Linked DNA regions of Homo sapiens: regions 1, 2 and 4 are each linked to region 3. The links are chromatin loops, found by intact Hi-C in ENCODE. Cell type or tissue: heart left ventricle. All regions are shown on one strand. Each heading gives the region's core, and the rest is flanking DNA. Links, peaks and the distances in the headings are about the cores only.

Region 1 (8,182 bases), core at 2,713-6,712, 61 kb before region 3:
TTTGTACTTATTTTGATAAATCATAAAATGTTTACATTTTGCCCCATGTACTTTATCATTTCTTTATGTATTTACATGTATTTGTACATTTTATGAACTATTTGATATAATTTGGGGACATTGTGCCCTCTTACCTCTAAATGCTATAATTTGTATTTCGTAAGACAATAAGAAGAAATTAGAAAAGATTTCCTAAGAAGAGATATTCTCTTTTCTACCCACAGAACCATTACAAAATAAGAAAATCTGACATTAATACAATGCTCTTATTTAATTCATAGTCCAAACTCATATGTTCTCAATTGTCTCAACAACATCCTTTAGAAAAATTTTTTCCTGGCCCAGCATCCAACCTGGGGTCATGCTCTATATTTGTGTCTCTGTAGTCTCTGTTGATTTAGAACGGTTTCTTGGCCTATCTTTGTCTCTCTTGACCTTGTTATTCAAGAGTTCAGGCCAGTTGTTTTGCAGAATGACTCTCAGTTTGGGTTTGCCTGATGTTTCCTTATGATTAGAGTCAGGCTATGCTTTTTATAAAAAATATCACAGAAGTGATGGGTGCTGTTTTGCCCTTCGCAGATAATCCTAACAGGAGGTAAAATATATTAGTTTGTCCCAGTGTTGGTGGTAACTTGCATCACTGATTCAGGTGGTATCTGCCAAGTTTCTCCACTCTAAAATTCTATTGTAAAGTTATCCTTTATAAGTAATAAGGAATTTGTGGAGAGTTACTTTGAAACCATGTAAATATCCTAATCCTCCTCAAACGTTCACGCATTCATTGGGGATTTTCTAACTCCATCATTCTGTTTACTTTTGTTGATTGGCATTGTACTGTAAGGAAGAGGTTTTTCCTTCTCCACTCTGTGTTTATTTGTTCATTAATTTATTTTTATAAATATAGTATTTAATATGTTTCAGTCTTCACTTGATCTTAGCCAAAAGGCGGAGAAGTGATCGTTTTGATCTTTAACATGGCAGTTTTAAGTGGTTCAGCCAAAGACGTCATGCTATGCATTTAGACTGGAAATATATCAAGCATGTATCTTCGTAGCCCATTGTATTTTCAATAATTAAAAAAATTATTCATTGACTAATTTTAAATTATGGCATGTTCTTTACTTGGTGACTATGTCAGTCTCAATTTTGATTGTCAGTATTAAAACCTCTACCCATCCCCTTTACTCACAATAACACATTTCACTAGGCCTGTGTTGAAACAGCTGTAAGGTGAGCCCTTAGTATAATCTAATCTATATTTAAGGCAATGTGAGTTGTGGATGTATAAATATGAACAATGTTTTTAATGCTCATTCAAATATTTTGTTTTCATAAAGTCCGTGTTCTGTTTTTAAAACTTAAGGTTGATAACCATGATTTTAGGGAGGACAGAAATTGAACTCATCTGGTAATAAATGCAGAATACAAACTTCTCCTTCAGCCAGTTTACCTGCACATTTATGGTAGATAGTTGACATTTTTTATGACAGTGAAAAAATCAAAGTATTATATATAATTGTTCAAAAGAATTGTCCCCAAATTGAATATGTTTTAAATTCCACTTACCTTTTGTTTTATGTCTATTAGGCATTTAAAATATTAGAAGATTTTTGAAACTTCAACACTTTTTGAATATTCTACATGTGGCCTTTTGAGATTCTGCATGTTGCCTTCAAAGAGATCTTGTCAGAGTTACACTTCTTTAATAGTGAAGTTTATATACTTAAGAAAATAAAGGCAAAAAAATAGTCATTCATAATATAAAAATAATACAGTCATACATCAATTAATGGCATTCTGGTCAATGACAGTTCAAATATATGACAGTGGTTTCTTAAGATTATAATATGGCATTTTTTTCTGTACTTTTTCTATGTTTGGATATACGCATACTTACTTATGGTTACAATTGCCTATAGTACTCAGTACAGTAACAGGCTGTATAGGTTTGTAGCCTAGGACCAATAGGCTATACCATATAGTCTAGGTGTGTAGGAGGGTATACCATCTAGTTTGTGAAGATACACTCTATGACGTTCACACAATGAAACACCTAAGGACACATTTTTCGGAACATATCCCATCGTTAAGTGACATATAACAGAAGTACCTACATAATAATTTTTATGAGGATTAAATGAGATATTTGTAAGACACATAGCTCATGCTTGATACTTACTACATAAAATGATAGCTATTTATTATTACTCTAATTCTTAACATAGTAATTGCTATGGCTCTTAATTTCTTTAAAGAAAACCTCAAAAGGAAATTTCTGTGTGATATAAAAAGGAACTGATGCGAATAACTGTCCCATGGAGTAGTTGAAAGAATACGAAGTTTCAGTGTTAGCTTGTGTGTTCCATTCATCTCAATGGGTTTTAATTCCAGTTTCAACACTGATTAGTTGAAAGCAAGGCCAGTTTCATGATTTCTCAGCTAATCTATCTTTAAAAGGTGGGGCATGAATAATGGTATCACTTTCCTATGAAAGAATGTCTCAAGTGGTCTAGTGAGAAAAGGTTAATATACAAGAGAGCCCTTGGTGAATATGTGGAGTGGAGGTCGGAGAATCAGAGAGGAGACAGGAGGAGGAGGGGCAGAGTGTCCTTGTGGATGGCAGGAGGCGGTCCTGACTAACATGGCTTGTGGAGACATTAAAGTGAAATGCTATACAACTCTTTCATAATTTTCAGTGGTGGGCTAACTCCATTTAAAGAGACTGGCCAGGACAGGTGTGGTGGCTCACACCTATAATCCCAGCACTTTGGGAGGCTGAGGTGGGTGGATCAGTTGAGTTCAGGAGTTTGAGAGCAGCCTGGGCAACATGGGAAAACCCCATCTCTATTAAAAATACAAAAATTAGCTGGGCATGGTGGCAGGTGCCTGTAATCCCAGCTACTTGGGAGGCTGAGGCAGGAGAATCGCTTGAACCCAGGAGACACAGGTTGTAGTGAGCTGAGATCATGCCACTGCACTCCAGCATGGGTGACAGAGCAAGACTCCATCTCAAAAAATAAATAAATAAATAAATAAATAAATAAATAAATAAAAATAATACAGAGACTGGCCAAAATTACACTCCAAGGACCTCTGGGCCTCAGTTTCCTCAACTGTGACATGGAGAAAATTTCTATTTACAGAGTTGTTGTCAGGACTGTGTGCTTGATACCTTTTGGGTACTCAGAAACAGTCCTGTCAAGCACCTACTGTAAGTCAATAACCGAGATTGTTTTCTGACTCTCCATTTCCTGACATGGCTGATGTCGTAGCTCTATAAACAGACACAGGTTTGGGTTGGTTTGTTGGTTCAGTTGTTGCTTGTCCAGGCTGGAGGCAGTTTGCATGGGAAGTAGTAGCTTCTGTTCAGGGAAGAAATTGTGAAGGGATCACAGGTGGCACTAGGCAGGAACTTGGATGAGCAACACGTTAAGATTTGATAGTGGTTTGGCAGCATTCCCACAAAAGAGGAAGATTTGATTGTTGGAAGGGTCCTTGGAAGATGAAAATGTTCTTCGTAAGGTTGTTTACAACAATAAAATGGGAAGACAAGGAGGTAGAAAGATATGGAGTTGGATGATAGAGAAAAAAATCTTATAACTGAGCGAGGGAGTTATTGAAGGGAATAAACTAAGGAACAGAACCAAAGGAGAGGAACAGAGATGGAAACCTCGGTAAGAAAAAAGCTTCGATTATGGAAATAAAGTACAGTATATTCCATTAACTGCTCCAGTGAGTCCTTGGTTGAATTCTAGTTAAAATAAGATATTTTAAAGAGTGAAGAGACATTTCCTTTAAATATCCACATTTACAACTTTTCTATGTAAAGTCCAAGGCTTTAGCCTCAGTATGACAAATGTAGCGAGGTATCATTAATCAGATTAGATTTTTATGTTAAACTTATGACATGAAAGTATATTTTACAAAAACATTTTGTGTTTGATTTTCTCAGATTTTCTATGAAATAAAAAAATTTAAAAATTTGACTTTATTGGAAAAGTACTGCCCAACTTATAAGACTTTATATTTTTAAAATATGAGAATGAGATATATTGAGAAAAGGTTGAATGTGTCCTGGGAGGTGGAAGGCTTCGATCTTAGCCACTGAGCTATTTGTCATTAGATACGAAATTGTGAATGTTCTCTTCCTTGTAAAATAGGCGTGATGACTATAATGTTGAAGAGCTTTCCAGATTTGGTAGTGGAAGATCCCATGTCCCCTCCTTTCCTCGTTGAAGATCCATAGACAAGTGTGATAAGAACACCTACACTGGGGTGAGCCGGGTGGAGGGCTCGACTCTCCTTGGTATCTTCCTGGGCAACATCAACTTTAAAATTTTTAACAGTATTTGGGCATAACAATTATTCTTCAGACAGTCTTATTTTTCCTTTTTAAGTGCATTTAGCATTTAGGACCATAATAGGCATTATCAAACATCTGAGGATGCATTATTCAAAGTTTAGAGGTCACATATACAATCACACTCATTTGCTCACTTTCTCTATACTCTCTTTAAATGCATTAGGGAGTTTGGGACATTTAATTAGGGTGAGTTAAAAATAGGTGCCTTGGGCTGGATGCTGTGGCTCACGCCTGTAATCCCAGCACTTTGGGAGGCCGAGGCAGGCAGATCATGAGGTCAGGAGATCGAGACCATTCTGGGTAATACAGTGAAACCCCGTCTCTACTAAAAATACAAAAAAAAAAAAAAAAAAAATTAGCCGGGCATGGTGGCGGGCGCCTGTAGTCCCAGCTACTCGGGAGGCTGAGGTAGGAGAATGGCGTGAGCCTGGGGAGCTTGCAGTGAGCCGAGACTGTGCCCACTACACTCCAGCCTGGGCAACAGAGCGAGACTCCGTCTCAAAAAAAAAAAGAAAAAAAGGTGTCGTGGTTTGTCTACTTATTTACAGCTGTTCTAAAGATATAGTTTTAAATAAAGACAATTATTTTAATTGAATATTTATAATAAATGTTACTAAAATATAAAAATCAGAATTCCAGACATTAAAGATTTTGTGTTTCTTGCCAGTTGGTTTTTAAAGAATGGATATAAAATATCAATCAACACAGAAAAACAAATCCTCAAGAAGTCTGTATTTAGAGATTAGCATTTTTAGAACATATTCAGCATACGGCATTTCTTCTTTGTGGCATTATAAAACTTTCTAAAACTTTGTATTAAGTGTATTTAACATAATGGTTTCAAAGTGATAACAAACTATATAAATGAAACAACCATATTTTCCTTCTTTTGTTTTTCAACGTAACTTTTCTTCCCTTAATGTTAATCTTTCTTCCTTATGAGCTATTAGTTAACTCATGTTGTGTAAATTGGAATGAACTAGCTAGAAGGTTCTAAGACTTAGGTTCTAGTTGGGTTCTGTTCTACATCTTAAAATCCTTTAAACACTACTCTCAGGTTTCTTATCTACAGAATGGTGTGATGGAATAAGTTGATCTATATAGTTCCTTCTCTTCTGACATCCTGTGATTTTATTAGTCTTTGGCTGTGGACAAAGCAGAGTTTCATATTCATGAAGGCAATTTAATCAATATGAAAGGCAATCTGGACCATTTACCTCAACATTGCCTTTATTTTTAATTGTATGGTAGAAATTCTTTTTCTTTTTGGTTTAGCTGGATAATTGCTTGAATGCTTTCCAGGACCATTTTGCAGCAGAATTTCAAATTTCAACTTCCATACTATCTCATTGCCATTATACTCCATTGACTGCTAATCCTGGTCTGAGGGCCTCTTTCTTTTTGAATTTAACAAGTATTCTGAATACACAAACAACTCATATGGAATTAACAATAACTGTGAAAAATAAATGCACCCATTCCAGTGTGAGGATTTGCTTGGTTCTGGTGCCTGTTTTTATTGCATTTTTTAATGTGTGTGCTTATCTGTGTTAGTTCATGGAATTGCATGTGGAGGAGTCTATGACTGCTTTTGAACCATGTCTTCCCTGCTATATAAACCCCTAGTTTTAGTCAGTCAGGGAGATGGATTTGAGACCAAACTCCCATCTCCTTGGCTGCAGCACCCGATTAAAGTCTTCTTCCTTGGCAATACTTGTCATCTTAGTGATTGGTTTTCTGTGCGGTGAGCAGCAGGACCTAGACCGAAACCCTGGTTTTTCAGTAACATGCCCCGGCACTTTGCTAGATCTCAGATTGTCATCAATTGTGCAGTCCAAGGGAGAGGAAGAACAGTTTATAAGAGCTCTATAAAGACTATAATATACTTTGTTTTACAACCTGGATCTTTACAGGAGAGTTATGTCTCCAATTGCCTTTCAAAATCAGAATAAAAAGTTTTGGAATATCAATTGTTCTATGTACACTGTATCTCTTTGTTCCCTTAATGATTGATAGGAGTTACCTATATAAAGAAAGTTCTCTGAAAAGTGGGGCTCAAGGGAGGAGTTTATGATCATCTACCTTTAAAAAAATAAATCATTACATCACATCAAAAGTCTTAAATGAGCTTAGGATGTTGGAGGGAATTTCAGAGACATCTGGTTCAAACTACTCAAAAAGTGTAGAAATTGAAGCCCAGCATGGGTCTGTTAGTGAAAAGAGCTCAACCTTAAGGCTTTAGACACTAAGTCCAGATCCTTTCTGCCAAAATATGTAAGTTTAATTCTTAAGAATTCTTATATCAGTTATTCTTCCCTTAATAGTATCTAATACAAGACACCTAAAATGTACAGTTCAAGGGAAACTCCAGGGTCTTTCCTTTTTTAAGGTATAAATGGAGAAGTCAAACTGGAAAAAATGTAGTTTTACTAACACGTGTAAAGATATTTAATTTCCTTGCCAATTATATCAGTACTAAACTACGTCAGGTATATTTTGCTGGTGAAGTTGTATTGAGGGGAAACTTTTCTCTTGGAACCACCTAAGTATAAATGTAGTGAAATGACCCCATGGTGTTTTCTTTGCATAGAAATAGCCGTGGATGCCAGCCAACAGACAGAACTTGGGTCATCAGTTCAGATTTGTAGCAGTTTTGGGGAAAGTAGCTATGGTATGAAGAGAATAGAATGATTGAGACAATTAGGTTGAAGGTTATCAGGTTAAATGGCTGCCTTAAATGTGATTAATTCCAACAAGCCAGTAATAATGAGTCTTTGCCTAAGGATTGTGACTTTAATTCTTGCCTGTTTGGGAGGAACCATGATACCCTATTCAATGATTATATTGAATTAGGAGTAGCTGGAGCAAGAGGAGAAAGGAGGTGGTTATCTAACCAAACATTTAAAACAAGTGAAATGTATTATTGAAAATATTGACAGCATAATTTAAAAGTCTGTAAGTGATTATAATAAAGCTAGTAATTTTCTATTCAAATTCAGCTTCCTCAAGACATAGACATTACTAATGTTTATTCAGCAATACTAAAAAGAATCACAGAAACCAAGGAAGAATGCCTTGTATCTGTAATAATACTAGTTTCAATACTATTTAAATTTGTTCTTAGATCAAAGAGTATTTTGAAGAAAAAGATGTACAGGGAATTTGCTTGATGCTACCAACAAAAAACGTAAGTCAGATGTGTTTATATGGTCACTTAATAAAAAATAACTGTCTCAAGACTGAGATTTTTTTATTTTGGTTTTTTGTTTTGTTCTCCTTTATTTAGACTCAGGTCTAGGGTAGATGCTCACAGAAATCTCCACATGTAAGTTTTTTTCTATTATGAAAGAGAGATGACAGTATTCAATATTTTTTATGAGATAACATATTAGTGAATAAATTTATTTTAAAAATTTTGATGTTCTAATAAAAGATGCTAAAAAATACAACAGAAAATTTGTCAAGATTATAATCTGTTTTGCTGTTGAGAAAATATTAGCCTTCTAAATCACACTCTCTGCAGGACTTTTCTTGATTTGTTCCCATTTTTATTCTTCTACTTTTCTATGCCTGTTTTCTGTTACTGCTTTTACCAGCTCTTACTACCACTTAACCTAAGAGATCTAACCTAGGTTAATTTTTGCTAATAAAGAGAATTACACATATACTGGGTCTGGTCTCATTTGCCCATATGTTGTTGACATTTATTTTATGATAGCCATGTGGAAACTTCTCTTGCTTCTCCCAAGATTAAAACTACATGAAACATTTATGATTATTTTCAGGTTTACTCTGTTGATACTATTGGTTATAGACAGA
Region 2 (8,182 bases), core at 1,797-5,796, 100 kb before region 3:
GACCCTGAGAGGATAACTTAACGTGCTCCATGTCACAAAATAACCCAGTTTTAGGGCTTGAAGACTAGGTTTTCCAACACCTATTCCAGTGTTCTCTCAGTTGTACCATGCTTCTTCTCTGTTCGCAGTTACAAAAAGAAAAGAAAGTTTAAAATTAACCATTGCAATTCCACGAAGATTCTTAAAAGTTCACCATGTCTCTCATTTTAATAAATGTCAAAAACTGACTTTCAAAGCCTTTTTAAATAGTTTGTATAGAACACCGTCATTCATTCATTAATTCAGCAACTATGTATTGAACATTTCCTATGCTCCAGGCACTGTGCTAGATGCAAGAGTTACTAGGGTGGTAAAAACATTTGTTGGAGACACCAAAAGAAGCAGCCCATGGATCTTGTCTGTTTTATCAGTGGTGTTTTCTTTTGTCATCATAGATACATGTATGTGTTCCCATAGAGAGAAATCATGTAAAGGCTCAATTATTCAATATTAATATTGATCTGAAACTTTTAAAGCTCCCTTAGAAAGCTGATTGCAGTTTCACACTGAGAGTGGGCAAGGAGGGCTTTTTCTAGTGGCTCCAGAAAGAGCAATGTTCATGTTTCCAGGTACTCCTTCCTGAAGTGGGAGAATGCCCTGGCCTACTTAGACCCTCTTAATTGGAGACAGAGATACTATCTGCATAAGTCCTATGGCTTTACTTGAATTATTAGGAGCTAAGTAAATTCTTAAAAAAAAATGTGAGATACTCTCTGATACATCTTGTGAGCCTTGATGTTCTAGAAGTTAAATAGCATGGGTCTCTGGAGTAAAATATCCTGGAAACAGTGTTGGCGTGATGCATTTTTGCTAAGTGCCACAGGTCAGGGCACCTAATTTGCTCCTTGCAAAAAATGAGGATAGTAATTATACCACATGACTGTGAGAAGTGCTTTGTAAGCTAATAAATAGCCTTCAACTTCAATAAGTTCTCTTATTTCCCAGTTATAAGATCTCTGAAAGCTAAGAAGAGGAGGTGATCCATTTTTAATCTTTTATAGTCTCTAGGACTATGCCTAAGACTTAGTGGGTACTCACTAATTGTTTGTTGAAAAGCTACTGATTAATAATAGTGATAATTTTGGAGCACTGCCACGTGTCAGGTGATGTCTTAAACATTTCACTTGTATTAGCTTTTGATTCCTTATAGTGACTCCATAAGTCAAATACTATTATTATCACTATAATATGGACAGGAAAACTGAGGCAGAGAGAAATTGAGTAATTCCCATAGTAACATAGGTGGAGCTGGAATTGAAACTCATATAGTCTGGCTAACTGCCAAGATTTACTTCCCCTCCATAAGAACTGTGTATACATTTACTTCTTCTTATTAGAAGAAATATAGGCAGAAAGAAGAGTTAGTTCCCTTCGGTTGAATTAATAGATATTTCTTTTAAATGAGGTTTTATCCAATATCCAAAAGAAAGCAAAACCAAACAAAAACCAAACCAAACAAAAACAATCCCAACAAGTCAATCCAGACAAAATCATATTGAGACAACGTCAGCTGAGGCTTGTGGTTGAATGGACCGTTGACAACAATCATTTAGTATGTTGAGATGAAGCTGAGGACCTTTCATGTGGGAAAATATCTGAGAGGCGAGAGGAAGCAGACTGTGAGTTGTTAGCTGTGCTTGAAAATCATACAGATGGAGGGTCTTGGGTGAGTCTTTGGATTGTAGCCTGCTTGTCTTCAGTCACAGTGAGTATAAAATGACAGAAGAATCAATTGAAAGACTGGGAAAGACCTGTCACACAGGCAAATGACAGAACGATTGTGAACAATGTAGAAGACAGGGAAAAGGGAGGTGAAGAAGCAGCTAACATTTATTGAATGCAAGTTATGCTGAATATCTATAGTCTTATTTAGTATTCATTGCAATGGATGAGGTAATGCTAAACACATCTTGCAGATAAGAAAGCTCAGGATCAAAGAGGTTAAGTAATGCTACCATGAAGCATTCTCAGCTGGGAGGAAAAACCAGCCTCCTCCACTTACTCCCAAGCCTGTGAACTTTCCATTCTGTGGCTAGTAACCTCTGTTCTACCTCTCACTAAACTGCAGACTTGTAAGAAGCTACTGCTGAGCCAGAAGATTACCACAAAATGGCCAAGAAAACATTGCCATTATGTTGGGGAAAGAGGGAGGAACAAAAGGGCTAATAGAAAAGGAAGAAAAAAACCAACCAATGGAAATCACGAAAGACTGTGAGAGGAAGGACTTTAGGCTTCTGACAAAGTGTAGAAAAAAGAAAATGGTACTCCTGAGGCATGGATTTTCCAAAAGAAGGGTTTCTGATTCTACTAATCCTATTAAAAAGCAGAGGAAAGCTCTAGGAAACCTCAGATACCCTTTTCTCAAAGATGGCTACTTTCTTTTTGCCTTTTGTCATTCCTTCTCAACTCCCTTTCTTTTGCTCTGGGTCACTGGTTTTGGATCTTCCTGTTTTGCCTGAGCCATAGCTCAGTCTTTGACTTTTTGGCCCCACTCTTTAAAAAGTGGTTTTGCCAAGAGCAAATTGCCCAAGACGTTTAGGTCAGTGGTCACCAAAGCTGATCCACAGGTTGGATGCAGCCCATGGTGAGGTTGTTGGTGCCCTGTGGTAGAATGAGAAGAACTGGAACAACTGAGTGAGCTTTTCATAACACTAAATGCATTCCATACTGACTGTCTTTTTTCCTGAGATTATGTTCTTCTTGCTTGTTTGATGTTTCAGCATTTGTTGTTTTATGAAATGATGGTGAAAGTAGACGATTCCCCTTAAATACTTTTTAAAAAATTAAAATGTCCTGTGAAATCAATTTGAGAGACAGACATGCCTAGTCCATTGGAAAGAGTCTGATCATGGACGCTGATTAAAACTCAGAAAAATATTTCAGCAGGGAGCTCTTGACATTTTTAATGAAAGAGTTCACATGTTGTTTTAAATATTAAGTTAATTATATATGATGCCCCTATTGCTTCATCTGGTATATTGTTGGCATTTGAGCAACACATACACTTCTTCTCCCTTGAATCTCTCTTCTTTGATATGTGGGCATGTTTGTGCATAACGTGAGTTTTGACCTTCTTGGCCCTGGCTCACTAAATGCCAATAGTAATCCCCAGCTTCAGTTTTGATGACCATAATGTCCCCACACTTTTACCAACCTTCCCAGTGGAGTAGGTTTTGGGAATTAATAGAAGAGGCTGGTTTTGTATCTCATCTCAGAGTGCTTTGTGCTAGCATTACTTAACCTCTTTGGGTCTCAATTTTCTTATCTGAATGGGCATTACTCAAGGCCCAAGTGGGGTTCTGCAGAGCATCGCATAATCACCTATTATTATGCCCCATTTCTGCTATAGAGAAACAAGCACATGCAGAAGCAGATAATATTGTCCCATTTTGGTCATCAAATATTTGCTACAGTAATATACCTTAACCTGCTAATACCCGTGACACCCTTAAAATAAGAAGGAGCATGAATTGGGCAGTGTCATTTTTCTCATAAAATTTAGAGACATTAATCCAAGTTTTCTCACCTTTTAATACTATAATGGTCTTTCTTTTAGGATTTGCTTCTGCTTCAAATCCTACCTTGATGCAGTCAACCATTTTCTCTCTTGTGCCCTACAATGCCATATATGTACTGTAATGTGCCAAAATATGTAAAACACCTGGTATAGTGTCTGGCACATGGAGGTTGCTCAACACGTGTTATTGGGTGAGAAGGTGAATGGCCACTGCACAATATCAAATATATTCTACTGGGAAATGTCTAAAGAAATCACATGGATGCAAGAGAGGAGTTTAGACTCATTCATTACTATGTGGTCATAAATACCCACTCCTATCTCCCACACGAGGAAGGTGGATTTACTTCTTCCCTACATAGTTCTCTGATTGAACGTTGTGCCTTGTTTGTTTGCTTACCTTTTTTTTTCTTTATATACTCAACCTGATTTTATTTTAAATCCATTTTGCCTGTGCCTGAGATTTTGTTGGAGAAAGAAAGCATATATGAATTTCCTTTTGCTTGAACCCCACAAGAACTAATTCTTACCATTCCTGAGATTAAATCATTTTCACCTGTTTTCTTTTCTGAGTTGGGCGGGGGTGTGAGCATTGGGGGGGGGGGTATAATTTTTGGGGTCCTAGAACTTTCTCCTTCCTCTGCCCCTAATGTGTGTGTGTGTGCACGTGTGCACACACACACAAACACATTCACAATGAGTTTGGTTCAAAGGTCTTAGACCATGTAGGAAAGCAAAAAATGGACATGAAATGGCACAGAGTTTGGGCACTGTCAAGAGTCCAGCTGCACAGCAGCTCAGCATCTGGGTCAGTAGGAAAGAAATTAATGTTCATTGTGCTATGTCTTGTCTGTTAAGCACATCTCATTCTTTCTCCAGAGAACTCTGGAGTGTTATGATGGCAGAGTAGAGGAGAGGGAAACTGAAGACTAGCCTTTGTTGACCACAACACAATTAGCCCTTGTTGTCAAGCATCTCTCTAGATGCTTTTATATCACTTCACAACTCTCTAAGGCAATTATATGATTCTTGTTTTACAGACATGGAAACTGATGCTCAGAGAGGTTAAGTCGCTCACTCCAGATCCCCCATTGAGAAGCAGAGAAGGATGGATTTTGAACTTCATTTACTGTTTGTGTGTTTTTACTGTGTATTTTGTGTATTTCTTTCTTTCTTTCTTTCTTTTTCTTGAGACAGAGTTCTGCTCTTGTCACCTGGGCTGGAGTGCAGTGGCACGATCTCGGCCCACTGCAACCTCCGCCTCCCTGGTTCAAGGGATTCTCCTGCCTCAGCCTCCCGAGTAGCTGGGATTACAGGTGCCCGCCACCATGCCCAGCTAACTTTTGTATTTTTAGTAGAGATGGGTTTTCACCATGTCGGCCAGGCTGGTCTCTATCTCCTGACCTCAGGTGATCCACCCACCTCGGCCTCCCCAAGTGCTAGGATTACAGGCATGAGCCACTGCGCCCAGCCACTTTTCCAGGGATAGTTCCAGTTTATGCCTGTTGTCCTGGTGTAGTTATTAATAGCAACTCTCACCATTTGTCTTGGTATGCACAACAAATTATAAGATCATCTTACCTCTTTCTCTTCTGTGTTCTTCCCCTCTTGTCCAAGTGGGAGGTGGGAAGGCGCTGGGTGATTATGGTATCCATTAATGGCCTCTCTGTGTTGCAGGTATCTTTTTTTTTTTTTTTTTTTTCTGAGACGGAGTCTCGCTCTGTCGCCCAGGCTGCAGTGTAATGGCGCGATATCGGCTCACCGCAACCTCAGCCTCCTGGGTTCAAGCAATTCTCCTGCCTCAGCCTCCCGAGTAGCATGCGCCACCACGCCTGGCTAATTTTGTATTTTTAGTAGAGATAGGGTTTCCCCATGTTGGTCAGGATGGTCTTGAATTCCCGACCTCAGGTGGTCCGCCCGCCTCGGCCTCCCAAAGTGTTAGGATTACAGGCGTGAGCCACTGCACCCGGCTGCGTTGCAGATATCTTAAGTGTTCCTTCTGTTGTGGGTTGCCTATGTGGTTCTTCAAGAGTCTCTGTAGAAGCTTCTCACTCCACAGTTTCCTGACTGGGGAACTCTGATTCCAGCTTATTTTCCTATATACCATAATAGCTCTTGCCCTTCAGCCATTCACTGTCTTACAGCTTCCTGCAAGGGGTTTCTTTCGCACTAAAATGTAGCACTGCACAACCCTTTTGCAATGAAGAAGGGAGGAACTAACTGCATAGAGTAATGCTGCACTCCCACTTCTGAGTGGGAAGTCCCACACTTCTCACTTCTCAGTCGTCTTTTCATAGGAACCAGAGTGGGAGGAGAGAGAGGTGGCTGTTGGCAGGGCTGGCTCTGCTCTGGTGCCTCTCAATAACTCTTAGGGAATTTCCTTGAAATTAGAATGTGATAAATTTACTGTCAGGTGCTCAGATTGGGTCTTAGGTAAATGTCAGTGCAACAAGAAAAGTCCTACTTGACATTGCATTACATATCTATAACAAACACCAACTTGCAATATGAGGCAGCACCATCCTTACTGACAGCATCAGCTGTATTGTTGCAGTGAAGTTCAGTAGGAACCAGCACTCTATCAGTGTTCAGTTTTGGTTTTGACTCATCTTTATAAATTTGTTTTCCTCCACTGAAAATTTTAGTTACAGCTTGGAAGTGGAGTGGACTCCTTCCTTCCTAATTACCTTATCAACTAAAAGACGACTTTCTTTTCTTGACAAACCACCTCAACCAATCAACATTATTTCTCAAGAAAATGGAAAAAGTATAGTAGATCTAAGAACTTCTCCTTATTCCTAAATACCAGCAGTCAGCATGACCAGTTTTCTTTTTCCCATTGTTGCTTTAAAACTGATTAAAAATTGCAGAATGGGCTAGAGCCATGCGTTACCTGTGTTTTCATTTCCGATAGCTAATACAATGTCTGACACCTTGTAGGTATTTGAAAATAATTTGTTCAATGGTTACATTTCTCTTTGTACCATTCACAGTGCCTAGCATGATGCTGTGTGCATATTAAGTGCTTAAACATTTTTATTATTGATGAAATAATGTATAGTCCCTTTGCTTCATTTTTCAGGTTGCTTTAAGAAAGAAAAGGTTCATTTAGAGAATGTGTCATTTAGTTTGAGCCACATTTCCTGAAACTTTGCTTTCTTTGCAATCACACCAGAACAAGTTATCATGGGAAGAACCTGAATAGGGCTCAGAAAATGATCTTCACACCTCAGTCCCTTTTAGAGACCCCTTGGATGCCAATGTTTTTGTCTAGGCAGCCATTGGAACATTTATTTTTATTAACTTCTCTGTGCATGTTCAGTGCCATTTTCCTTCCCCCCTCAGCTTTGCAGCATTCCCAGGTGGGGGACAGCCTGGTCAGGAGTCAGGTTCAGGGCTTCAGCTTGACTCATAAATGTGGAAATAACAAAATGTGTTCCCTGAAGCTTTGCAGCATTGTCAGGAAATGGGCTGCTTGCATGCTGTACTTCCACAGATCTGGAAACTCTGCTGAGTTTGGGTTGACTCCAGAAAAAAGTTTAAAAGTGTTCAGGGAAGAGAGGAATGAAAGCGGGCCATTAGTTGGAGACACCAGCGCTCCGGTGGAGTCTGTGTCTTGGCTGGCCTGTTGGCAATGGGCGACTCTGGAGTGTGTGCTGTGTACTGTGGCGGCGAAGTTTGCTTTTCTAAGGATTGGGGCTTTGCAGGAACTTTCCTTCCCACATTTTTCATATCTCAGAAATCTGAGTGGCACCTCTGGGGAGAAGTGGGGTATAGAGTTATTGTTTCCGGCTGGAAGAAACCAAGGCATAGAGCAGTCTAAACTCAGAACTCAAGCATGAGTATTGGATCTTAACCATCTTAGTACCCAGCCTACCCTAGACTGTCAATAAATATGTGGAGAATCAGTGAATGTGTAAAATTGACTTCTATTTGTGTGTCATCAAAGGCAGGAACTGAGCTCAACATCAGGTCTTTTTGTATGCTGTGAGCTACACAGATGATCTCAGGGGGCATAAATGATGGGATTCAGGGCAACTTTTCCTTGTTTGTGTTGTTGACACAACACCTTTCTCATTATTCTCAACTCAGGGAAGAATTTCATCTTTGTGATTTTTCTCTCTTTGCTCCTGGACCACCAGAGCTGTGAGATCCAGAGGACAGGGAGTATGAGAGCAGCAGCTGGGAGGCCAGGAGGCCTCTAATCCTTGCCCTTATTTGGGCCTTAAGAAGACAATATAAAGAAGCTGACTGGTCACCAAAGGAAACACAGATTGTGGGTAGCTGGTGGTGTTTGTGTCATAGCTTCTTAGTAACCTCCCCAGAAGGCTAGAAGGGAATTTGATCACCAATCAAGTAAACGAAGAAGTAATTAGAGCTTTAGGGTTACTTTAAATGTATCGGATTATTTTTTCCATGATGCAATTTCGGGAGGAGTTTTTGTGATTCTTCTCCCCACTCCCCAAGAGGCTTCCATGGCAAGAGTCTCTTGACCTATAATGCTCGTGTTCATATCCTGGCTCTGCCACACACATGCTTTGTGACCTTGGGCAAGTTACTTAACTTCTCTGAGCCTCAGCTTCCTCAACTGGAAAATGGGGATACACTTAAATTACAGGTGTATCA
Region 3 (8,182 bases), core at 2,066-6,065:
GAGAAATAGATTCACCAGAAGGAAATAATGAGAAAATACAGAATCATTTTCTTCACAAAATTATATCATATCTAGCATTTTATGATACTTACAAATTGATTTGATGCAGACAAATTAATTTCTCTATGTTATATTTGAATAGAGAGACGGTAAGTGCTAAAGACTAAGAGAACAGGATCTGGAATCAGACTGCCTGGGTATAAATCCTGCCTCTTGTATTTATCAGCATTGATTGTGCAGACTACTTAACTCTGCAAGCTTCCATTTCCTCATCTGTAAAATGGGGTTGATAGTAGTACCTATCTCACAGGTTTGCCATGAAAATTAAATAACACATGTAATTGTGCTTGCTATATAGATGCAATGAAGAAGGAACAGCTTTTAGTAAACGTGAACAACATTTTCCTTCTTTGTCTTTGAACACGTAGTTTGCCTGATAGTCTTGAAAATAGTGTCTATTGCTTTGGGTTCTTTCAATAATGTGTGGCAATGAAAATTGAAACATGGCAACAAAATTTTGTTTTCTCTCCTTTACACCTGTTTCTTCTGTTACTAGGTACCACAATGTAAATAACATTTTGGTATGTGGTCTTTTCAGTGTCACCGGTTGAGAAATCTTTTTATAAATATATATTTTAAGCATCTATTTTCTTTCAGGCAAACTTAAAGAATTCTGAATTTTTCTTGAGAGCAATATGTATGCTCAGTCACAACTGGTGGTCCAAATTCAGAAGCAAGCAACATTCGGCTCTCTGTTATGCAAACTTTAAGATACTAGAAGACTAGACATTTGGCAAGACCATAATTTGAGTACAGAACATGGCATATTAGAAGAGTGAACATATAACTGTCATCCAAACTGGGATGCCTTAAAGGGTGAATGAAACCAGCACTAATCATAATTATGTTGGGACGACAGGTGTATACTGGGACTGTTCTGGGAAAACATGGGTAAATAGTCACCCTATGAATTTTTGGTTTTGGTATCTAATTTTGTATAATAAATCATCCCCAAATCCAGTGCCAAGAAGCAATAACCATTTTACTATACTTACAAGTTTGTGGGTCGATAATTAAGGAATGGTGAAATTGGTCACTCGCCTCTGCTCCGTAATTACTGGATCTTGGCTGGGGTGGTGGGAATGGCTGGAAATGCTGGGACAACTCAACTGGGGCCCTATGTCTGGGGCCTCAGTTCTGTTTGTTGGCTGGGTTCCTTAATTATTCCCCACGTGCCATTTGCTATGGCTAGAATGGTGTAACTGTAGAGATCCAAACATGAAAAGGGCTAAGGAAAATGAGGAAAGCATAGGGATCCTGGAAAAAGGAGGGCCATCTCTAAACACAGCAGGAAATACCCAACACAATGTTTTCCTCAAGTGTACAACACATGTCTTTGGTGATTTTTAAGTGGACTTGACATTGAGTAATTCAATTATGAAATCACGTTTGAAAAACATTTTTTCACCTTTAATCTTTTTGATGATTCATAAGAATGGAGAAAATCTCACTTGCTCAATATCAATGTAGCCCTCAATGACATCTCTCCTTAGCAATAAGAATATATCTCAAGCCCAAAGACTTCAATGGGCAGCACTATTTAGTAACAAAGAATGAATAACACAGTTTTGTTTTCATTGTAATTTTCTTCTATTACCTTCTAATTAGGGCAAATGATGCGTTTTAAAAAAATGTTTGTAGTTGTGATATAAAACTTTCTTTTAAAACATATAGTGGTGATGACTATACAATAGAGTGAATATACTAAAAACCACTGAAGTGTTAAAATAAAGGATGTCATATGTTTTTTTTGTTTTTGTTTTTGTTTTTGTTTCTGTTTTTTGAGATGGAGTCTCGCTCTGTTGCCTAGGCTGGAGTGCAGTGGCGCGATCTCGGCTCACTGCAACCTCCGCCTGCCAGGTTCACGCCATTCTCCCCCTCAGCCTCCTGAGTAACTGGGACTACAGGCACCCGCCACCACGCCTGGCTAATTTTTTGTATTTTTTAGTAGAGACGGGGTTTCACTGTGTTAGCCAGGATGGTCTTGATCTCCTGACCTCGTGATCCGCCTGCCTCGGCCTCCCAAAGTGCTGGGATTACAGGCGTCATATGGTGTTTTGATGGGGAACAGAACTGGAGATATTTGGAAGAGATTGAGCCTAGAGTTGCTTGGTGCCCGCACAAAAAGACTCACAGCTACCAGAGAACAGAGACTGTTAACTCCAAGAGGATGTCTACAGAATGGGGCCTTAAAAATGTAGAGAGGAGGATGGAACAGATAAGATAGCCTGCATTCCAAGGTCAAGGATTAGGGAAAAGAGTAAGAGTCAATTTTGCCCTCTCCTTCTTCAAGTCTGATGCCAGTAACCTGGGCTGCAGTGGTTGAATATATATGTTTCAATGGAGTAGAGAAAGAAATTTTATACTGGCTCATAACTAAAAACTGAAAATGGACAATTGCAACTTTAATAACCAAAAGCCCCTGAGAGATTTTTGAAATCTGCCCAAGACGGGATTCAATACTTTTTTCAGGGGTTAGAGAGATTTGACATAGTACCAGGGGCAATGATTCGAGAAAAATAAAACAATAACATGTTTTTACTCCTCCAAGCTGAGACAATTCAATAAACCACTCAGCTATCATCTAAAAAACAAATAGAACCAAAACTATATCAGTAAAAGTAGGGGTCAATATAAAAAATAGTATATCATACTAAACCTGTAATATAAGATGGTGAAATCATACTAGTGGTTCAATCACGGATAATTAAAATTCGGGAAATACTCAAAATGCAAATGATGGCAAAATTTCCTCCACGATTCCTCAAGGGGTGCCAGTTGAATTATTTTTCCTGACAAAAGCATTCAAGGTTCTATTGAAAGCTAAGGAAATCATCTGGAAGTGAGGAAAATAAGGAGTTAAGCTCTTTAGTCCTTGCTGGTTATTATTACTAACAGAGTAAATTATCAGATTATTGGAGAATTAGTTGCTGTAGCGCTATATTGTGAACTTAGGGAATCGCTGATCTTAATGTGTGCCTAGAAAGGCACCAAATATTGAAGGGTGGGATAGATTCCTGAGAAAAATTGCCCTTAGCAAAAAAAGAAACAAACCACCAAACACCAACCCTGCCTCCTATCCCCCAAATATAACTTTGGTCTCTGATTCTTCTTTTTCAAACTGTTTTGTTTCTCCCACACAATCCCCTTCTTTATTGCCTGTCACGCCCCATAATTCCTTCTTTAATTTTAAAACCCCTGACTTACAGCTGGCTGCTCTTAAGAAATGACCTTTCCCATTTGACAGGTGTAAAAATGTCTTATGACAATGATACATTTGTACACACTCAGAGAGTGGTCTTAGGAGTTAAAAGTAAATGTTCATAATAAGGAATTAAAAGGAGAACTTTCCTTTTAAGAACAAACTGCAGGCATACACGTGTTGTGCAAGTCTTTTTCCAAGAAACATGTTTTAGGAGAAAGAGCCTCAGTGTTCTTCTAGACAAATCTGTATTCAAGTCTTATCTCTACCACATACTAGGACCTTAGTCACATATGTAACCTCTCTAGTCTTCATTATTCTCATCTGTTACCTAGGGATAATCACTCTTTCTTCTTTGGTTGTTATAAAGTTAGAATGAGATGGAACACATAGCCCATGAGGCATGGTTTATGCTCAGAGTATTAGTAGCTGCTCTGTTCCCTCTTACCCTTATAAAAACCATCATAATCAGATAGAAAATCCATGAGAGATTATATCTATTTGTATCTATTTATATGTGTGTATATTCATATCTGTATATCTGTATGCCCAAATGTAAGCAATCAGACAGGCAATGTAAATTGTAAATATGGGAAATAATGAGAAAACAATCTGCCTAAATTCCTGTCAAATTGGAAATAAAAATATAGTCAGCTCCAGGAATTCAGAAATAAAATCAAAGAATCAAGAGCCTAAGAACACAAGAATATATACACAGAATTATTTTCCAGATGAGTCTAACTCATTATCTCCTTGTTGTATATGTTTTTAATACTATGTTCCCTTTAAGAGTGTTGAAGTGTATTAGCAACTTTAGAGAATTGCACCTCACTGAAATTTTGTCAAAAGATCTTAGTCTTTTCCTTTTTAAGTCTGTCCTACAAATCTCCTCTCTTTCTTCCTCTTACTTCCTCCCAAATCCACAGTGACTCCAACAGCTGCAATCCCTCCCTCCCACTCCACCACTCAGTGTGGAACTGTGTTGCCATTGGAGACATCCCCTGCTCCCAGAAGCTAGCTCTGTCCAAGAACTTAGGTGGCGGACTTAAAGTAGCAGAAAGTAGTCAATAATTAGAAAAACAGATTTCAGCCAAACTGAGTAGCTAGAGCTTGGAATCTCATAGCTGAGATATTGGTTTTGCTAATTAATTAGCATAAAAATAATGGTCTATGGGGGAACATAGCTTTCTAAACTTTTGGCTGGGACTATTATAAATGAACAATGTGCACAGGAAAATGTTAATAGTTGCAGAGAAAGGCATTTTAACAGAGTTTTACAGTATGTGGCTTGGGGTCCTCAGGGCAAACATATGCATTACACATCTAACCCCACACTGAGAAAATAATCCCTAATGTTGGTTCCTCTGCTAGTCCTATTAAAAATTCTCCAAAATGTAAAGCCTGCCAATTTCAGGCTAAGAATAAATGGCTCATGGTTCCTTTTGAAACAACATCCAAGATTCATGCACTCAGTGCTGCACACAAAATCACTGTGGGAGGAATATCTCTGGTTTCTGGGGTGCCAGAAAAGACCAATGTGCCTGTCCAGCCCCATTTATTTCAGGCAGGCACCCAAAGGCCACTTTCTGTTAGAGATGGCTAGAGTGGGGATTTAATATTAAAGGATATCAGACCCTATGTTTGCATTAATGCAGAGACTTGGAATCCATAATGGGGAAATGCTGAAAATGCTGTGCATTCTGTAAGATGCCGCTTCTCACGGAATTTAACACTTGACATTCAGTAAAAGATGAAGACTCAGTTCATAACATTGGCCATTTTTTTGCAGATGGCTCTAACACAGTGTTAGTAGTGTGATATTTGGGAATGTGGATGGTCTCCCTTAGCCCTAAATACTTAAATTATTTAAATAGTTAAATTATTTTCATGTGAAAAGATGTGAGGTGAAGGTATAAGTAATAAAAAGCATGGAAAAACTTAGAATTGGTTCAAATAGAATTTTTCTTCCTTGATTAAAAAAACCACTTTGATTTTGAGATTAAAAACTTATTTGGAATCTCAGGTCTCAGCTACGGGATCTCAGATCATTCCTTTTAACCTTTCCTGGGCCTCAACTTTCCCATCTGTAAAATGGAACTACATGGAAGTGAGGATTAAATGGGACAGTGTTACAAATGTTATAAACACTAATTTTTATATACATTTTATAGCTTCTTATGTTATACAATTTGCAAATATAGGCAAATTAATTATTAATATGAAAATTTAGATACGCATATATATATTATTGATTTGATTCCATAAGGATTTATTTAGGTCCTCAATAGCCAGGTCTCACTCAAATTCCCATGTGATTTCTAGTTCCTGCTTGGTAAGAATTCTGCAAATTGTCAGAAACTCACACTTGCCTGGTGCTGGATTACCTGTTAGTAATCACATTAGGGAAGGGGCCACATCTGCACCAGAGATGGTGAACCCAAGTGGACAAACAATCTGGAGCTCACTTCCTAATAATTGTTTACCCCTTTATTCAAGTTATGGCTCAAAGGTTGACTCATCTCTTTGCACTTCATTGTCTTCCAAATTCATTAATCCCCCATTTATGGGAAACTTCATCTTCAAGGCTCTCTTAGGTGGTCTTTTTAACTCCTACAGGGTCCTGGGGTATTTCTGTAAATGACCCCTAGGTTATATGACCATGTCCTCCTAAGGCCTCTATTCTCAAGGGGGGGAACATTTAGACATATTCCCAAAGTTCTTAGCTTTGGAATTTGACCTACAAAGAGAACTGCATGTTTTGTTTTTGACTGCCCCCAGGCCTATATGTTACTGTGTGCTGTGATTTGAGTATGTGCTCAGAGAGAACTGGCCCATAGTTCTGAGAATAAACAATTATGCACATATAGACACTTTAAGCAATTTCCTTAGAATGCTTTTCAAGAGGCCGTGGCTTTGCAAACACTATCTGGTATTTTCATTGACTCTGAATTGGTCGTTGAAAGTGTCATTTCATTTTGACCCTATTTTAACTCAAATTCCCTACAAAATGACAGTGTCCTTTTTTATTTCTAAGCCCAGCCTATTTTCCACCTTTGCCCCCTTTTATGTGTGGCAAAGGAAAGTGTAATTCAGTTGTGTATCATAGGATGACAACTTTGACTTCATGTCCCTGGAATTTTGCCTGGTGAGTGGGTGAGGGGCTGACAATAGGTTACATGCATACTCGACTCTGTTTGCAATGAGAAGGAGGCAGGACAGATCTATTTGCCATAAAAGCACTTAGTTTTTCCAGCAAATTTCCTGGTAGAGTATTGTTCTAAGGAACTAAGGATCTGATTCTCAACAATTAAATCTGCTGTCACATTTTATTTATAACGGAGTTTCGAGATCAGACTAATAACTATAATGTCTTAATTTCCCCAGCAGTTGCAAGGCTGGGGAGAGAATAAAATTGGTTGTTGTACAGTTTTATTAGCGTTAGTCTCTCATAAGAAACATTGATTTCAAGCATGTTTTTCTTAACGGCTGTAACTCCAGGTGACTGTGATAAAGAGGCGGACATTTTTGGGGAGTGTCATATTAGAACCGAATGAACAAAGCTGGAGATCTGTGTGTGTGGGTTGAGGGGATATAACAAACAGAAAACGGGGTCCATGTACATTGAAGCTCCTTCACCTAATCTATCCCACATATTATTCTGGACTTTTTAGAAAGATGCAGCACAAGGAATAGTAATCTATTTATTGTTGCAGTATGTGGAAAGACAAGGAGACATGATACCATGCGTTATGGTAGAATGAAGGCAGGGCGATCGCTGTGGTTGGAATACAGAATATATATTCATTCGTGTGCAAAGGAACGTTATGGATAAAAGGGAAAAGAGTGGCACTGGATGACGCTGGACAAAGAAAAATAAAATGTAGTCATACTAGATGAAGACCTTTACTTCTGGCCTATGGCAAATAGAATGTAAGGCAAAGGAGACGTGCAGTTTCATGGGTACATTCAATAACAAAGTGATGCAATAGACCTTTGACATCCCTGCAATCCTTCCCTTCTGTTCCAAATTGCGAACAAGCTAGTCTGGAGGGAATATTGCTGTGAGAAACAGATAAAAAGGTTTAGTCACTATCACATGAGAAGGGTTAAGAACACAACAAAATATCCATGTAGCAATTTGCCAACTTGGCCTTGTAGTCATCTGGGACACAAACAAAACAAAACGGATTTCGGGATCTTCCCCTATGAGATTTCTGATTTGATACATCTGAGATAAGGCCCAATGATGTCCTTGAGCTTTTTAGGTGACTATATTAGTGAACAATGATTGGGAACCATTTGTAATTAAGGTAAAATTTCTTAAAATCAGATTCAAGACATCTGGTTTCAAAATTTCGAAATAAGGAACTTTCTAACTCCATCTCTTAAAAATCTCCAAACATAAGAAAAAATTTTAAAAAGAAATACATAGTTTATCTTTGAGAAAACTAGGAGATATCTGAACTCTGGAACACGGTATTTTTAAAAAGGATAATCTGAGAATGAGTTGGAACTTTTAGGAATTAAAAATATAATAGCTTAAAATTTTAAAAATCACTAAACTTTGGATAATAATGTTATTCAGAAATAAAACAAATAGACGGACAAAAAGAGACTGAGAATAAGGAAATTAGAGGATAGATCTAGTAGAAATTATGAAAAAATAAGCAGAGAAGTAAGAGAAAAATGAGCAAAGAAACAAAACAAGAGAACCAAAGGACAAATATCTTCAAATGAATGGGGCCCACTGAGTACTGACACCAAGACATTCACAATAAAAACAAGCTTAAAAAATCTTCCAAGAATAGAAAATCGAAAAAAAGGATTCAAACATAAAATGGATCAGGTTTTCAGGATACTGTGAGAATGGCAGTTGGCTTCCCAACAACTTTGTTGAAAAGTAGATAACAATGGTGCCTT
Region 4 (8,182 bases), core at 2,683-6,682, 150 kb after region 3:
TTTTTGAAGAGGGTTTGTGGTATAGTGGGAAGAAAACTATCTTTGTAGTCAGAGCCTTATATTTGATTTCCTGTCCAAAGCATTGTTGACTGTGTGACTTGGATAAGGGACTTCTTTTTTTTTTTTCCTGTGAAGTAGTGATCTACCTGTTACCTACCTACCTATTTTGGAGGGAAGACTACTTCCTTGGAAACTTTATTAATGAGAAACATTAAGTAAGGAGCTGAGTAGTATCTGACACGAAGTAGGTGTCCAATAAATAGCTATTTCCCTTTCCTTTTAGTCATTTTCATTGCATTCATTCCTGTGTGCATTCTTATAATCCACCTCAGCAATAAATAGATTAATCTGCAAAACAGCTGAGTTAAATTTCCTAATCTCTCTGCAATGCAATGTCCCTGTGCACTGAGCTGTGACAGTTGGGTTTGCTGGAGGAACCACTCCCTAGGTGCTCTTCTCACTGTGTTACTCTTTCTAATTTTGACTAAACTTCAGAAAAAAATCTGATGAAGAGGTAACTTCTGGTTTCCATGATTTCCATTCAATTTACTTTTTTTCCTCGGGTATCCAAGGAAGCTTTGAATGACATAAACACAGTCTGGGGAGTTTTGCTCTGTAAGAGAAGGTTATCTGACAGCCCTTTGGGCCAGACACAAAGCCAAGTTTATTGTTTAAAAGTATTTGTTTAGTGCTTTAGTTATTTATTTGAGGAGAAGATGATAACCCCATTCATTCATAGCTAATATTTAATCCTGAAATATTTCAATGCAACAGATTTTTTTTTCCAGTGCAAGGTACTATACAAGATGCATGAGTTGCTACATGAGCAGTTTCTCAATGAAATTAAAGGGAAAGCAAACTATTATTTTAAAAATTACAACAGAGAAGAAAAATCTACCCAGGCTGCATTTGTATGATGCTAAGATGACTCCTGAACAATTAAAATACAAAAGACTATATAGTATATAGTAGATCCCAGCTGGGTAGGTGAAAAAATGTGTATAAATATACACATTAGGATAAGTACCACCATTTTTCTAAAGGATACATTAGAAACCATTAACTTTACATTTAGAAGAAGAATGTGGGATTCCTGGGGATAAGTAAGGAAGGAGAGAGATATACATTTTATTTTAAATCATTCAGACAGTATTTTATCATAAATTTTTTTAAGTTAATTTATCTTATTTCATATGTGTTATATTATATGGTGATACTGACCTTCCCCTCTTCCCCACTAAATTGATTATTTACTTGAATTACAGAATCAAAGGCTTGAACCTAGTTGCACATTTGTTTGAACTCTCTTATTCCCTCACTTGGGTACCAAGTCTATCTTAGTTCCATTTGTCCTTCATCTTGCATTAGGCCCTCCAAGGAAAATTTACTACAAGTCTGGCACAGAAAACATTTCTGGAACTTAAGCTTTGTTTGGGGGTGTTTTTGAAAAGAAAATTTGCCATCATCAAGTACAGTATCTTGAGCCCACACAGAGTGTGTGGCATCGGTCCAATCGCTCTTTTCTGGTTCCTTTGAGATTTGTTTATTACTTTGAAAATCAGAATTTCCATAAAACAGCGTAAGACTTCCCTGCCTCACAGCTCAATAGAATAGCTGAGCAAAGAGATTTAACTTAATTTTGAGGGTTGGTTTTGCCACATGTATTAACAACGATAAAAGCAACAACACAGAGCAAAAGAACCATGACCGCATGAGCATACAGCATAGGAAACTATGCTTTAAAAAAATTTCTTATGCAACCTTTAGGGTCAACAATAATGTTGCTGGGTTTTGCTGGGCTGACTCAGACCTGTTCAGATGCTTGGGTGCAGAGAGTTAACACTGAAATAATCATCCTTGAGGGGGTGGATTAGGAGCGGGTTATAAAGCATGATGTTGTTGGCAGCTAAAGAAAATTGTCTTTCAGTTTGAGTGCAAGAGACTTTGCTACTGGGGCAGGCTTTGCATTTCAGTGCCCTTCCTGCTGCTCTTGCTCTCAGCATCTGAGTTCTCAGGGTTGTTTACCTTTGATCATACGGGTCAGACCCCCTAGCAATCTCCTTATTATTGGTCATCTAGTGATAATTTGCACATGCTTCCAAGAAAGTTCTCAATTTCCAGAGAGAATTATATTTGGCCTGCAAATATTCTTCCTTCTAACATGGGTTGTTCTCAAATTTAGACTTAAATCTGTAAAAGGATGTGACCACATTTTCATTAGTCCATACTGAAATAAGAAAATAAGAACAGTATCATCTACAGCTGTGGCACTCATCAGTGTTGCCTGTCAAATGTATGCTGCTTGTCAGATATTCCTGGCTCACCTGGCACATGGTAAGTTTGCACTTTCTGGCCTTCTTGTAATTGGATTGGACCATGTGACTAGTTCCAGCCGATGAATCATGCAAGAAGTCATGTATATTGCTTCTGCACTGGAGCATTAACTGCTGATTCAGGAGTATCCAGAGCTCTCTTTCCCCCTGGCACAGTGGTCAGCCACATTGGAGATGGCTGCTTTGACAGTCACAATCTCCAAGGGGTGACCACTCCTGTCTACCCATGAAAAACATGTAGCATACTGTTTTAAGCTAAAGAGACTGGGGCAAGAGTGGTGGCAATTTTTACAACAGCATAATTCAGCCTATTCCTATACACAGCTAGTGTGTGTTGGTTATAAATGCCAACTCTTCCTAGAAGCAATTATAATTTATTCTGGTGTTTTTTTCTACTTTTAAAAATACTTAAATTTCTTTTAATGTCCTTCTTTGAAATTAAAAGTTGGCACTCCTGGGGCAGTCTTTTTTAGTTGTTTTGTTGTTGTGTTTTAATTGTATCCATCTATGAAATATTTAACTCTAGGAATTACTGCTTTGGGTCATCTTCTTTGACCCATCAAAATAGTGCAAAGATAGAGTTTTCTAAGGTATACTGACCTTGGCTTGTAAGATTCAAATTCTTCTGTAATAACAGATATAATTTGTAGGTATCTGTGGCATCTAACCTTACCCCACTGTCTATAGTTCTACAAAGGCTCAACTTTTGGACACCCTATTCCTTTGAGGCTTTCCATGCCTCACTTCGCGCCAGCTGCAAGAGTTCATTCAATTGTACTGAACCGGTTGGCAGTTAAAGGTAAAGTTTTTGGATTTTCAAATCAAGGGAGTCATATTGCAGATCCAAAAACTTTCTTCAGGAATGCAAGATCTAGTGGGGCAACTGCCTGTGTTACTCACAGGGACTTCGGTAAAACAAGAAGTGAGAAGTTTTTGTCTTCGTTTACTGGTAACTTCAGAGCTTAGAGGAGTATATGACACATCATGAGAACTCAAGAAGTATTTGCTAAATAAACTAATGGAATGCATATATGTATTCATGGGTTAATGTTAGGATACTTAATTTAAAATGTGCAAATTCCTCTGATTGTTTTCCATTTTTAGATAATGGCAAGTTTAGACTTTAAAGGCCTTCTATTCTTCAACAACCAAATGTGCAATTATTACAGCCCTGCTTGAATAGGTTAATTTCCCACTGAAAGGACAGTCTTTCTTTTATTTCATTCACCCAGTCAGACAGGATCATCCCCTTTGGTGTCTTAAGGATATTTCAAAACCGCAGGTATGTGTGTGGTTTTTAAAGCCTGAAAGCACAAAGCCACATATACTTTTTAAAAAGTATTACTATTTTCCTTTCTATTGTTAAAAGTTGAAACTATTCACATATTTACCCTAGGGACAGTCATGCATGGCGGAGGTATATGCGTGGAAAATTCTTTCCTTGTCTCTTCTGCTGTCACCCATCTGTTTGGGCTCAAAGACAGTTCTTTGTTCACACGGTGAGGAAGGTCTCACACTGACTGAAGACACAAAGCATTCAAATTTGCCAGGGCTTATAGTGTATGTGCACACACACACCTTAGCCTGATTAAGCTGCAACTCTTAAATCTTGAATAGTCTGTGTATCTACAACTTCCATGTAGCTGATACTTGGTTTGAAGTATTTGGAAATTGTATCTCCATCAGCATAAAGTTTATGCCCTAGACTTGAACACCAATGATTGTATTTGGGTAGCTAAAGTTTGAGTGATTCTTAACCTCCTCTTATTTTTAATTTGCTGCATTTTTCTCTTGGCAGCCTGTCAACAAATGTGAACTGCATGTCCTGTCTTCTCAGCTCCATGGTGAGAGCTGGAAATACAGAATAAAAAACAGAGGATTCCTGCTCTTGTGGTTCTGATAGCCCTTCTCAAATTGCCAATAAGAATGCACATCATTTTATAAAGGGGGCATGTAATTAACACATGTTTAAAGGAATTAAATATACTTATCAGTCTCTTATATAGAATTCAGCTGAGTTCTAAACTGAAAACCATGTCTCTAGCACTCACTTGCCAGGTCTCCCCTGTGCCATTAAATAACTAACTTTAGCAATGCAAATTTTTTTTCAAGACGAATTATGTTCCCATGTGTAAAGCATAAAGACTGTGTCTGCCTCGTGGAACATGCATATTCACAGCTGTAGGCTCACATCCTTGCAGAAAGCATCACCAATGAGGATTTCCCATTTTCTTGTTTTTAGGTGACTCCAAGAAACCTGAGGGTATTTAGACTGATGAATGATGTGCTTGACTCCAGTCTTGTGCCTGCCCGGCTCCAGAGTTTATCTGCTTTCTGTTTGTTTTCTGTGCTCCTATTAGGTTGTTGTTCGTTACATTCTGATGTTTGTAGTTTGGGGAAATCTGTATCTTTGTTATTTATGTTATCAATAATGTGACCTGGGCCTTCCTCAGCAATGTTCCAACTGTTCCCAGGTCCTGAATCACTAATTATGCAGATGAACAGATTGTGGAAACTCTTTCCTTATGGCTGCATTCTGGAGGAGTTGTTTTTATTAAATTGCCAGTGTCTCGAATTATAATTAGGTACTGGCCCATATTTATAGCATTTCTCTTCTCTCTGTCTCTCTCTCCTCCCGCCCCCCACCCTGTCCTCTCTTCACTTTTCTCGCTCCCTTCATCATATCCTCTCCTTTTCCACTATGGGCTGGAAACTTAATCAAAAGAGAAAGAGTAAGAAAGAGAAACCTCAAGTCATTAGCTTCAGAAGCAAGCTTGCCTAACAGCAGATGACAGGGCAGAGTGTTAGATATTAGGAGGTTCTGTTTCTTGCAAAAAGTCATTAAGATGTGGAGCAGCCTGCCAGACAAAGTGGGAGAAGCCGGGAGAGCTTAACAAGTTCAAGGGGAAGGAAGGGATTCATTTACAACCTTGCAATTCAGCCTGGCCAGTCCACTCAAGGAAATTTAACAGTGGTCAGAGAAAACAGAGAGAGAAATTTGGGGACCTTGGGGACCTCCAGTTTACTGCAGTTAGCCAAATCCTTCCGTGGTTCATCTACTTGCTCCTTATACAAATTATACTGATCTTACTGTCTGAAGTTTATTAAGCGTTCAAGGCGTGTTCAACACTCTAATGAAGGTATGAAGCATGACTTTTCCCCAGGAGCAGCTTGCCTTAAAGGAACTTTACGGGCTTTTGCTTGAACAAGGCACAGAAGATGAAAGCTAACTATGATTTAAAAAAAAAAATATATATATATATATATATACACACATACATACTTGCTGAGGGAGGGAAGAATGTGGGACAGAATAAGTATAGAGGTTGTGATGGAGGAGAAAATGGATTAAGTCCCAGATACAAACAAAACAAAGCAAAACAAAACAAAGCAAAACAAAACAAAATAAAAAAATTGCCTTGGTATTTTTTATGGCTTAGTTCCAGTGTTTCATTTATGGCTACAAAAGAGATATGTGATTTCCTTTCCACTTTTCTAATCTTGTTTAGAGACTTAAACAAAAGAATGTTACTCTAGAGACAAGTGTATATAAGCACTGGACCTCCTATAATTATGGGGAAAAAGATTTATATAAGAGTAAATGTGCAGATTCTTCCATCATGTCTGTACATTCCCTCTTACCTGCACGTTTTTGGTGGGGGGGGGTGGGGAGCGGGGAGAGGAGGGAATCAGGAGAACTTAGTGTAAACATTAATATTAATTTGCTAGCACATGGAAGATAACTAAGTGCTAAGGAACAGTCATTATAAAATTATCTGGAAAGCAACACATGCTAAACAAGCCTGACTCCTTCGTACAGTTGGAGACAGTAAAACATTTAGAATAGCTTGATGAGAATAAAGCTTTTTATACTATTATCACATGAATGCATGATTCAACACAGGTCTGAAAGAAATTAGGCCTCTGTGAGAATGTTAATATGAATGGAAATTATGTTTACCCATAGGTAATTGATATCCAATATCATTAACTAAATTACAGACTCATAAAACAGTGGAGCCAGAGGGCATCAGAGCTTTTGGATTCCAACCTATCCATCTTAAGACAGCAGTACACTAAGGAATTCCTAGAGAGAAATAGCTTATTTCTTTAAAGACTTCCAAAAGGGAAAGCCTACACCAGTCTGTATTGAGGTGTTCCAGTGATTTATATCTCCAAGGTTGTCATTCCCAAGCACGGCTGTGAGGTTTACATTGCCAACAAAAGGGCTTCTTGTTTATTTCTTTCTTTTTTAGGAAAATTTTATTTTAAAATAGTTCTAGATTTATGTAAAAATTGTAAAGACAGTAAAGAAAATTTGTATGTTACTTTCTCACAGTCGAGCAGTATTGATACATTTATTTTTCATTAAAAACTATACTTTATTTAGATTTCCCTAGTTTTTACCTAATGACCTTTTTATGACCCAGGATCCTAACCATTGCATTTAGTTGTTCTGTTTCCTTGTACCAGTTTCATGTCTTCTGGAAACAGTTTCTCATACTTTCCATGTTCTGGATGACCTTGAGTTGAGTATTAAGGAGTATCAGTAAGGTTTTTTGTAGGATGTCCCTCAATATTAATGTGTTTGATGTGTTTCTCATGACTAGAATTTGGTTATGAGTATTGGGAGGAAGACCACAGAGGTCAAGTGCCAATCTTATCACTTCCTATCAAGGGTTCACACTGTCAATATGGCTTACCACTGTTGATGTTGACCTTGATCACCTGCCTGAAGTAGCATGTGTGTGTCAGCTTTCCCTCCTGCAAAGTTATCCCTCCTCCTCTTCTTATACTGTACACTTTAGAAAGAAGTAACAAAGCACAGCCTACTCTAAAGGAGAGGGAAGCTATGCTCCACTTCCTTGAGAGTGAATTATATACATAAATTATTTGGAACACTGTTGTTTTAAGACATTTCTCTAGAAAATTTGTTATTTCCCCAATGCTCTGTTTTGTCATCTGAATTAATTGAACTGATTTACATATCTTGTTTTTTGAAAATATTATGTTTAACTTAAAAATTATACTTTTTTTTACTTAAAATTCTGAAATAAGAAAGTCTTTACATTCAATCAGCTAAATAAATTTCACTTTTTTTGTTTTTCTAAATACTAGCTTACTTTTCTCTCAACTATGATTGTTGTACATTATTTCCAAGATATCTGATCTAATTTAGCTGCTGTTTAGAATGCAGTTGTAACAACCTCTAATAGGGTCTCAGGCGTTTCCAGTTTGTCCCTTCCTATACCTCCCTATCACTGCTTTTTATTGTCTTCTATTCTTAAGTAGCTCTAAAAACATCAATTAAGGAGAATGTACATGTTAACATATCTACACTGAGTCATTTAAGATGCCAGGGTTATTGTATTACCTGGTTTTAGGGTTTCTAGATTAAGAATGGCAAAGCATTTTTATTTCATATACCTACTTCAGATAGTTATTAGGAGCCACCCATAGAGCTGTATGAAGAATTCTAAGGAACTGTCAGCCTCGTAGAAAAAAGAATTATATGGCAGATAAGCCATGGGCATGAGAGAGAGAAAATGTGGAAAGCCACCTCTGGATGACACTTGTACCATCAAATACTATGATCTTATCAAGTAAATCACAAGCTAAATCAATTTTTTAAAGACTTTTTAATCCTACTTGATCCTTTACACTATCAGTTTATCTTCTTATCTTGTGGAAAATAAAATCTAATAGTCATTTTCCATTTTCTGTTGTATAACTTAGCAACATATTTGTCTATGGGGAAAACTTGAACCAATTATGGTTACAATAGGAAGACAGTAGTTGAAGAAGACAGGAAGACTTCTCTTGCAGGCATAAAGTCTGTTTTGTGTTAG

The links. Hi-C counts contacts between places; a loop is a spot of excess contacts. Peaks named below come from ENCODE experiments on the same cell type or tissue, not always from the same donor. Only the 100,000 strongest peaks of a DNase experiment are listed, where the experiment ranks them.
Region 1: a loop joins it to region 3, with 5 times the contacts of the local background. A loop is called at or near these places in 4 of 110 quality-filtered maps.
Region 2: a loop joins it to region 3, with 2.1 times the contacts of the local background. A loop is called at or near these places in 3 of 110 quality-filtered maps.
Region 4: it touches region 3 in a loop (2.5-fold over the local background); 4 of 110 quality-filtered maps call a loop at or near these places.

What each region holds. Positions count from the first base shown.
Region 1 is chr9:13,921,446-13,929,627 of GRCh38, reverse strand. All of the region lies in intron 6 of LOC101929507 (a long non-coding RNA gene), which reads left to right. It overlaps LINC00583 (long intergenic non-protein coding RNA 583), which reads right to left and starts at 1,657. Exons shown (of 3, transcript NR_038194.1): 1 at 1,567-1,657. In heart left ventricle, for the core only: no CTCF peak of the experiment used is centred there; no DNase peak of the experiment used is centred there.
Region 2 is chr9:13,961,107-13,969,288 of GRCh38, reverse strand. All of the region lies in intron 4 of LOC101929507 (a long non-coding RNA gene), which reads left to right. Among named protein-coding and RNA genes, the nearest start is that of LINC00583, 37 kb to the right of the region's middle. In heart left ventricle, for the core only: no CTCF peak of the experiment used is centred there; no DNase peak of the experiment used is centred there.
Region 3 is chr9:13,859,351-13,867,532 of GRCh38, reverse strand. The region is part of intron 7 of LOC101929507 (a long non-coding RNA gene); the gene reads left to right. Among named protein-coding and RNA genes, the nearest start is that of LINC00583, 65 kb to the left of the region's middle. In heart left ventricle, for the core only: no CTCF peak of the experiment used is centred there; a DNase peak (open chromatin) is centred at 4,232; H3K27ac peaks cover 1,435 bases.
Region 4 is chr9:13,713,822-13,722,003 of GRCh38, reverse strand. No RefSeq gene overlaps it. Among named protein-coding and RNA genes, the nearest start is that of LINC00583, 210 kb to the left of the region's middle. In heart left ventricle, for the core only: no CTCF peak of the experiment used is centred there; no DNase peak of the experiment used is centred there.